2 separate regions of the Homo sapiens genome follow, and region 1 is linked to region 2. The links are chromatin loops, found by intact Hi-C in ENCODE. Cell type or tissue: ovary. All regions are shown on one strand. Links, peaks and the distances in the headings refer to the core of each region. The heading gives the core; the rest is flanking DNA. Region 1 overlaps CACNB2 (calcium voltage-gated channel auxiliary subunit beta 2). Region 2 overlaps CACNB2 (calcium voltage-gated channel auxiliary subunit beta 2).

The links. A loop is a pair of places that touch in the nucleus more often than their neighbours do. Peaks named below come from ENCODE experiments on the same cell type or tissue, not always from the same donor. Only the 100,000 strongest peaks of a DNase experiment are listed, where the experiment ranks them.
Region 1: a loop joins it to region 2, with 2.1 times the contacts of the local background. A loop is called at or near these places in 10 of 110 quality-filtered maps.

The regions. Positions count from the first base shown.
Region 1 is chr10:18,322,734-18,327,128 of GRCh38, forward strand. All of the region lies in intron 2 of CACNB2 (calcium voltage-gated channel auxiliary subunit beta 2), which reads left to right. Among named protein-coding and RNA genes, the nearest start is that of CACNB2-AS2, 63 kb to the left of the region's middle. In ovary, for the core only: no CTCF peak of the experiment used is centred there; no DNase peak of the experiment used is centred there.
Region 2 is chr10:18,223,078-18,227,472 of GRCh38, forward strand. The region is part of intron 2 of CACNB2 (calcium voltage-gated channel auxiliary subunit beta 2); the gene reads left to right. Among named protein-coding and RNA genes, the nearest start is that of CACNB2-AS2, 36 kb to the right of the region's middle. In ovary, for the core only: no CTCF peak of the experiment used is centred there; DNase peaks (open chromatin) are centred at 1,635 and 2,173; H3K27ac peaks cover 2,731 bases.

The sequences.
Region 1 (4,395 bases), core at 274-4,273, 100 kb after region 2:
TATCTTATTTTTGCGTTAGAGACCACAGCTGGCTAAGTCATTTACATTAATAGACTTGTAGTGCTTTTACATGTGCAGTAGTGATAGTGTATTAAATTTAAAGGTCTTACTTCCTGCCTAAAAACATCAAGAAATATTTTTAATTTTTTTTTTTTTGGAAATGAGATGCCTATAGAAAATTGCAAGAAAAATGATAGCCACTACCTTAACTTTTATGGTGATATTCTTTTTTTTTTTTTTTTTTTTTGAGACAGGGTCTTGCTCTGTCACCCAGACTGGAGTACAGTGGCATGATCATGGCCCATTGCTGGCTTCTCCTCCTGGGTTCAAGCAGTCTCCAGCCTCAGTTTCCTGAGTAGCTGGGACTACAGGCACATGCCACCACACCCAGCTAATTTTTTTTTTTGTAGTGATGGGGTATCACTGTGTTGCCCAGGCTGGTCTTGAACTCCTGGGCTCATGCAATCCTCTCGCCTCAGCCTCCCAAGGTGCTGTGATTACAGGCGTGAGCCACTGCTCCTGGCCTCTCCTTGTTTTTCTTTATTATTTTTCCATATCTTTACACATCCCTAAGCAAAGTGGAGTGATTTTGCCTATTTTTGTATTTTGTATGTAAATGCAATCATATTCTAAGTATATATTTTTTGAGGGCTTGGTTTTTTTTTACTGAATATTACATTTCTGCATTTGGTCTGTGATATTTGTATAATATTCCATTTTAGAACCTATATCACAATTTATCCACTAAATGTTGGTGAACATTTAGTCTGTTTTTTAATTTTGGAACACTCATCGAATCATAGTATAGTAATGTTCATAAGTATGAATCTGAATAATCAAAAAAAGATTCACTTGGATTCCATATTTCCAGTGTAAGATTGTATGGAATTAGAGATTATTCTCCCCAGAATGGATCTCAATGTGATATTTTTGAGCAGTTAAGAGTGAGTCTCAATACTGGAAAATTCACTTACTTGGAATGTCCTAATGAAAAGAGATAATCACATTCAATAACTACACTGAACAGAAAGCAAAAAGTTGGAAAGCTTTATGTTGTTAATAGATTTTCCTATTTTCTCCATCCAGAAAATAAGTAGTGAGCTTCTTTCAGGCATGTTTTAAACTGTTACAATATGATTACACTTCTTTGAACACATTGAAATGAGACAACATAAATTCAGTCATCTCCATCTTAAAGTCATTTGTAGAAAATGGCATGTTATATTCCATGAATAGCCTGCTGATGTACAACAGATAAAACATTACACAAAATGATAGGGGAAAATACCATTTTAAACATCTAACTGATCATACGAATGAGTGTAATGGCTAGGAAGGCAAATGAATCTTTGATGATACACTTGCAAGGAATTTAAAAAATCATTCATTCACTCATCTGTCAACTATTAATTAGGTACCATCTATGTGTTTCTGTTCATGAGGAGCTTCGGCATTACAGGGAGGAGAATTATATATTAGATAAGTATTTGCATACATGGGGTGGCTGGTGCTATTATAAACAATATGCAATGGATAATGAAGAGAAGCTTTCTCTCTAGTAAGGTCAGGGAAGGCATCTGAAAGGAAGGAAAGTTTCCATTGAATTTAAAATATGGATTGGAGTTTGCCAGGAAGACAAAGAGGGAGGCCATTTCAGAATGCAGAAGTTTTGGTAGCCTTGCCAGTCGCAAATACTTACAGAATGAATGGATGATATTGGTAAAGGAATGTGCAAAGAGACATAAATAAGCCAATTGGGAAGTCCATAATATGGAATGCAAAGTAACAGAAATAATATGTTTTAAACAGTTAATGTTTATTCAAAACTTACCTGTGGGGTTGGGTGCAGTGGCTCACGCCTGTAATCCCAACACTTTGGGAGGCCGAAGTGGGTGGATCTCTTCTTAAAGTCCAGAGTTTGAGACCAGCCTGGCCAACATGGCGAAACCTCGTCTCTACTGAAAATACAAAAATTAACTGGGTGTGGTGGCATGCGTCTGTATTCCCATCTACTCAGGAGGCTGAGGCAGGAGAATTGCTTGAACCCAGGAGGCAGAGGTTGCAGTGAGCTAAGAGTGTGCCATTGCACCCCAGCCTGGACATCAGAGCAACAGAGCGTGACTCCATGTCAAAACAACAACAACAAAAACCTTACATGTGCCAGACACTATACTTAGCACTTTACATATGTTACTTATTCCTCACTCTTACGCCATGAAAGATGTGCTATTAGTATTAGCTTCATGAGCATGTCGCCTGTGCTGAGAAGGGCTCCACACTTGGATTACTGCTCTGCTATTATTCTGCTGTGATCCTTCATAATTTGGAACAAGGGACACCACATTTTCAGTGTGAACTGGGTCCCCCAGTCATGTAGCCAGAGCTAGTCCAGAGCATCCCCGTTTTTTAGTTGCAGAAACTGACCTACAAAGCAAAGTCATTTGCCTCAAACCTAGTTGGTTTTTGTCTTTTTAGGGACAGGATCCCACTTTGTCTCCCAGGCTAGAGTACAGTGGCTCAGTCATAGCTCACTATAACCTTGTCCTCCTGGGCTCAAGGGATCCTTGTGCCTCAGCCTCTCAGGTAGCTGGGACTACAGGCATGCACCACCATGCCCAGCTAATTTTTTTTTTAAATTTTTTGTAGAGATAGTGTCTTGCTACGTTGCCAAGGCTGGTCTTGAACTCCTGGTCTCAGGCAATCCTCCTGCCTTGGCCTCCCAAAGTTGCTGGTGTTACAGGCTTGAGCCACCACACCCAGATGAAACCTAGTCTGTCTGTCTTTCTTTCTCTTTCTTTCTTCCTTCTTTTCTTTTCCTTTTCTTTTCTTTCTTTCCTTTCCTTCTTTTTCTTTCTCTCTTTCTCTGTCTTTTTTCTTTCTTTCCTTTCTCTTTCTTTCCTTCTTTTCCTTTCTTTCCTTCTCTCTCTCTCTTTCTTTCTCTTTCCCTCCCTCCCTCCCTTCCTTCCTTCCTTCCTTCCTTCCTTCTCTCTCTTTCCCTTTCCCCTTCCCCTCCCCTTTCTTCCCTTTCCTTTCTTTCATCTGGCTCTATCACACAGCCTGGAGTATAGTGGCATAATCTCAGCTCACTGCAGCCTCCACCTCCCAGACTCAAGCCAACCTCTCACCTCAGCCTCCTGAGTAGCTGGGACCAGAGGCGCACACCACCATGCTCAGCTCATTTTTGTACTTTTTGTAGAGATGTAATTCCTCCATATTGCCCAGGCTGGTCTTGAACTCCTGGGCTCAAACTCCTGGGCTCCCAAAGCTGCTGAGATTATAGGCATGAGCCACTGTGCCTAGCTGAAACCTATTTTTTCTTCATGTTGATTCCTACGGTGTTAGTCCTATGCTAACCTGACTCTGTTGTCTTCTATTTTCAAGATAAATCATTAACAGAAGATATGAGCTACTACAGTTATTCAGAGTTAGTGTACAGAAACAGAAAAAAATAAAGCAGTTTTAAAAAGGAAAAAAATGGACTGAATGATTAGGAATAAATAAAACATGCAAATATTACCTTGAGTCAAAATTGGAATTCCAAAATGAATAATTAGTAGATGTAAGGCATTCCTCCAGTGTACTTCATGGCTTGAATTCAAAATCATGTTCCAAGGTAAATAAATCTGCTCCATCTTGTTTATCCAAAGGGCAGTTTGGTGTTGACTTAGTTCTGCTCTTTTTTGGTAACTTATTCAAGAAAAGCAAAGAGCAGAAAATTCGTGGTGTTTTAATCCAGGGAGAAGGAGCGGGTGGAAGTAAACAGAGTTCCTCCTTCATCAGACTTCGTCAGAACTGCTATGCCCTCTGACTGCATTAGATTAAATACTGCAAATAAATTGGATCCCATTTGGTACTTAATAAGCACAGCTCACTTGGAAGAAGTTTTACTTCAAGATATCTTCACTTTTCTTTGGAATATGACAGTTTACCCCTCTGACCACATGAACCTCTTCAAAATTTTATTTATGCTCCTTCATGTTAATTCAGAAAGTAGAAAGTAATAATTTTTTTGAGACAGGGTCTCACTCTGTTGCCCAAGTTGGAGTACAGTGGTGTGATCAGGGCTCACTGCAGACTTGACCTTCTGGGCTCAAGCAATCCTCCCGCTTCAGCCCTCCGAGTAGCTGGGACTACAGGCATGTGCCACCATGCCCAGCAATTTTTTGTATTTTTGGTAGAGACGGGTTTTTTTGCCATGTTGCCCTTGCTGGTCTTGAACTCCTGGACTCAAGTGATCCGCCCACCTCAACCTCCCAAAGTGCTGGGATTACAGGCGTGAGTCACTGCACCTAGTGAAAGTAATGATTTTTTTTTAAGCATTCCCATAGGCCACCCTTCCTTGAAGACTGATAAGTCAAATTTCCATGATATTAAAGAATGGTATCCTAGAACATT
Region 2 (4,395 bases), core at 203-4,202:
TGCTGTCAGTCATGGGCATATTTATGGGCATGACACACACACAGATGAGCCATTTAAATAGGATTTTGAGCATTGCTAATTTTGCTTCAGAAAGATTTGTTTGATTTTGATGCCTTTTGCTTAATCCCTACATATCTGGTCTTCAAATATGAACTATTAAATCATATATCCAACACCTTCTATATATGTAATACTGAATATTAATAATTGGCATAAATAATTACAACTCCACAGCACTGCAGAAGAGAATGTCATTAAAGAGGCTAGTCAGTAATATACATCCAGCCAATGTTTGTTGAATGAATAAATGAAATTTCATTTAGCATATTTAATTTTTGTGAAAGCAAAAGAGTATTACACTACTAATACATTCCTCTTGTTCCATGAATAATTATTGATTATTTAATGTATTTTACACGATTTTCAGGAGCAATCGTTATAGTAAAAATGTAGTAGTTTTTAATACTTATGCAGAAAAGCACATAAAACAGAATGCTCCTATGTTCCCTTCTTTTTACATTAGGAAACATTTTTTTCTTTATTTAAAAATGAAATTTTTCAGTATAAACTATTATATGGTAACTAACAAAACATTTAAAAGTACTACAGTCTTTTTCTTTCATCACCAGATACAACCACTATTAATATTTTAATTTCCTTTTTAGTTTTTAAAAATAAAGCTGTAATAATATTAAGGAGAATTTTTGTCTTCAATTTCAGAGACAGAATCCTATTGCAGAAATTTTATTTTTAAATTTTCCCTTTGTGTTGCTTTTCCCCCCAATAAAACAGAAACTGCTAGGCTCTTAGAAAATGGGAACTCTTCCATCTAGTGAAATATGTACAGAAAAATAGATAATAGGCAGCCTACCCCTTCTACTAACATATCACTGCATCTTAAACTAAGGGGTCTATTTTTTTTTTTTGTCCTGGGAAAAGTGGACTCATTTTCATATCTAGAATTAATGAGGTTTAGTTTGATAAGGACTGCTTTTAGGTGGCCCTAGAGATGAGTAATAAGGACAAATTAGATATAAAATAAAATATTACTCTTTTGCAATGTTTGCTTTTCCTAAACCTCTTAGCGAAAGTCTCTGCTGTTTCTTGTCTTTTTTGGCTAGAATGGTTTCTAGGACTATGAACAACTGCTTTAAACACAGCAAACTTTCTAACTCCTTTTTATCAGGCTTAAATATGATTAAGACCTACCTTCCGTGTGCCTTCTCCCTCCTCTTCCCTCCCTCTTTCAACTTCTCCCTTCAAAAAAAAAAAAATTCCAATTTCTTTGTAGTCTCAAAGCTCAGCTGATATGAAATCGATTTTGGGAAGTGAGTTTCATACAAAATTAAAGGAAATCCATTTTATTGAAGAAAATTACCCGGCTCCTTAAAGTTCCTCATTTTGTAGCTACTTTATACTTTCCAAAGAATTTCTTTCTCTAACCCACGAAGGGTTGGGACAGATGCTCATATTCTCATTTTACCCCAAGTTAGTTAGCAACTTGGATCAGGTTAAGAAGCTCGTTCTGATAGAACCTGGATGAGAACCTGGGCCCCCTAGTCTCCTGTGTCAGAGAGTAGGAGGTTATGCTTGGGAACAGAAGGCCTACGTCCCACAACCATGACCAGCCCAGCGTTTGTGGGAGTTCAGTCCAATATAGAATCACTCTTTCAAGGTAATAACTTTACTGCGGGCTTTTACGGCCTGCCGAGCCAAATCGAAGTCATGCCATCTCCAGATTGCAGGAGCAGAAACAGGTTAAAGGGCCTCAGTCCTCCCTTAAGGTGGCCTAAGCTCCGCCTCCTCCCTGCTACATCCTGACAGGCACATTCATCTATACCTCAGCCTGTCAATTTCCACTCCCTTTTTCAGGATGAGCCTAGTGTGGACACCAAGGTGTCCGCGTGTTTCGCTCTCTATGGCCCTTGTTCTTTTCTGATGTCAGCCAGCCCTCTGTTTGCTCAAGGCCAAGGCTACATAATTACTTAGCATGGACATTTCATTTCCTTCATTTTATGTGACCTGCTGTTTCTCAGGCTTTTGGCTGCACATAATAAGCTTTTTTTTTTTAAAGTGATCTATTGTATTTTTCCATGTTCTGTTGAGCTGGGAGGAGTCGGCAGAACCTTTTTAATATCAGATATTACAAAATCCCTGGCAGAGGATGGGGGATGGGGGAGGGTAAAGCCTGGAGAGACAGGGCTAAGCAGCTTAAAAACCACACCACTCACTTCCAGTTTATTAAGTCCCTACTTGATGCAAACTTTTCGTAGGTCACCTCAAAATATTACAACAGCCTTTCATGATAAATATTAGATGCCCCATTTTACAATGTAAGAAACTGAGGGTTTAAGAAATATGGCCTGGGTCCAGGACTGAACCAGGATTCGTGACACCACAGGCAGGCTCTGTGTTAGTCTTCATTCAAATAATTTTCTCTCTCTCTTTTCTTTTCTTTTTCTTTCTTTTCTTTCTTTTCCCTCCCTCCCTCCCTCCCTCGCTCCTTCCTTCCTTCCTTCCTTCCTTTCTTCCGTCGTTTCTTCCTTCCTTCCTTTCTTTCTTTTCCTTTCTTTCATCTTTTTGGCAGGGTCTCCCTCTGTCACCCAGGCTAGAGTGCAGTGGTGCCATCATAGCTCACGGCAACCTCCACCTCCCGGGCTCTAATGATCTTCCCACCTCAGTCACCCTAGTAGCTGGAACTACAGATGTGCACCATCACACCTGGATAAGTTTTTAAATTTTTGTAGAAATGGGGTCCCACTATGTTGCTCAGGCTGGTCTCCAGCTCCTGGGCTTAAGTGATCCTCCTGCCTCAGCCTTCCAAAGCACTGGGATTACAGGTGTGAAGCACTGGACCTGGCCTAATTTTCAAATATTAAAGACATGTTCTTAGTGGAGGGCAGGCTAGCATGATGAGAGATGCTTTTTTTTAATTTTCTTTTCTTTTCTTTTCTTTTTTTTTTTCTTGAGACAGGGTCTTGCTGTGTAGCCCGGGCTGGAGTGCTGTGGTGTGATCTAGGCTTACTGCAACCTCCGCCTCCTGGGCTGAAGTGATCCTCCCACCTCATCCTCCCTGGTAGCTGGGACTACAGGTGTGTGCCACCATGCCTGGCTAATTTTTGTATTTTTGGTAGCGAAGAGGTTTTGCCATGTTGCCCAGGCTAATTTCGAACTCCTGAGCTCAAGTGATCCATTCACCTCAGCCTCCCAGAGTACTGGGATTACAGGTGTGAGCCACCGCCCCCAGACGGATGGTTTTAAGTTTCTATTGACTGGCATCGGCTACTTCAGCAGAAGCTGGATCCATAATGCATTTTGTTAGCTTTGTAAGAGTTACAGTGAGATCTGAGTTAACTATTCCTTTTCCCAAATTACCCTAGTGATGTTTTAATGCTCCTTATAAACCAGTCCCCTGCTGTGGTTCCTTCATTTGGTATGACCCCAGGCTACACAGCCAGTAAGAGGCAGAGATGGGGATTTAAAACCTGATCTTCCTGTTTGTTGCTTCTACGATCTGCCGGCACTTCTTGAGATTCATGAGCGTGTGGCCGTATGATCACTAATGAATTAACTCAATCAATATCAATTGAATGTCTATTCTGTCTTACATTTGTATACTGTTTAATGGTTTACAAACAGTTTTTGCAGGTATAATCTCATTTAAATCTTACCCAGAAACCACAGGAAAGAAGTAAGCCAGGAAATATCAAACCACCCCAAGACACAGGCAGAATACAGCCAGGATTTTAACTCCTGTCTTTTAACTCCCAGTTTTGCCACACTGTACAGGTCTGCGGTTATTGGTGTCTCTTTCAGATGTTGCTACTATCCAGCCTGGGAATATGGAAAAAAAGTGGGGGAGGAGGGAGCGAGGGTTATTTAGCTGCACTTTCAAATCAAGGAGAATGGCCACTTAAATGAGACTATTTCTTCACCCATAGCTCTGAGGATGACATTAGCAGCCCACATTAGAGGCAGAAAAAGAAATCTCCCTTCTGAAAAGACCATAATGATAAAACAACACGTTTTCTGAAATGATAGGAAGAATTTTATGTCGAATATCGTAATGGGGTCAGTAGCACTTCTCAGAAGGGAGGTCAGCAAACTGGGTCTTGGTGAGTGCATCAGATCAAAGCAAAAGAAGGAGAAGGGGCAGTGCCTTCTGTACCGAGAGGAGGAGCAGAAGCACAGGCATAGCTGTGATCCAGAAGCGCAGATTTGGGGCCCCTGGTTGCTGGATGGCCAGGGGGAGGATTTGGTGTGGGCTGGGGAGTGGCTGGAGGCTCTGGAGGCTTCCATGTCAGAGGGTATGCAGTCAAAGAGAGATAGGAGAAAAAAAATACCCCAGCTCGGAATGAACTGATGGATGGAAGGAGGAGGAAAGCGCAGAGATGG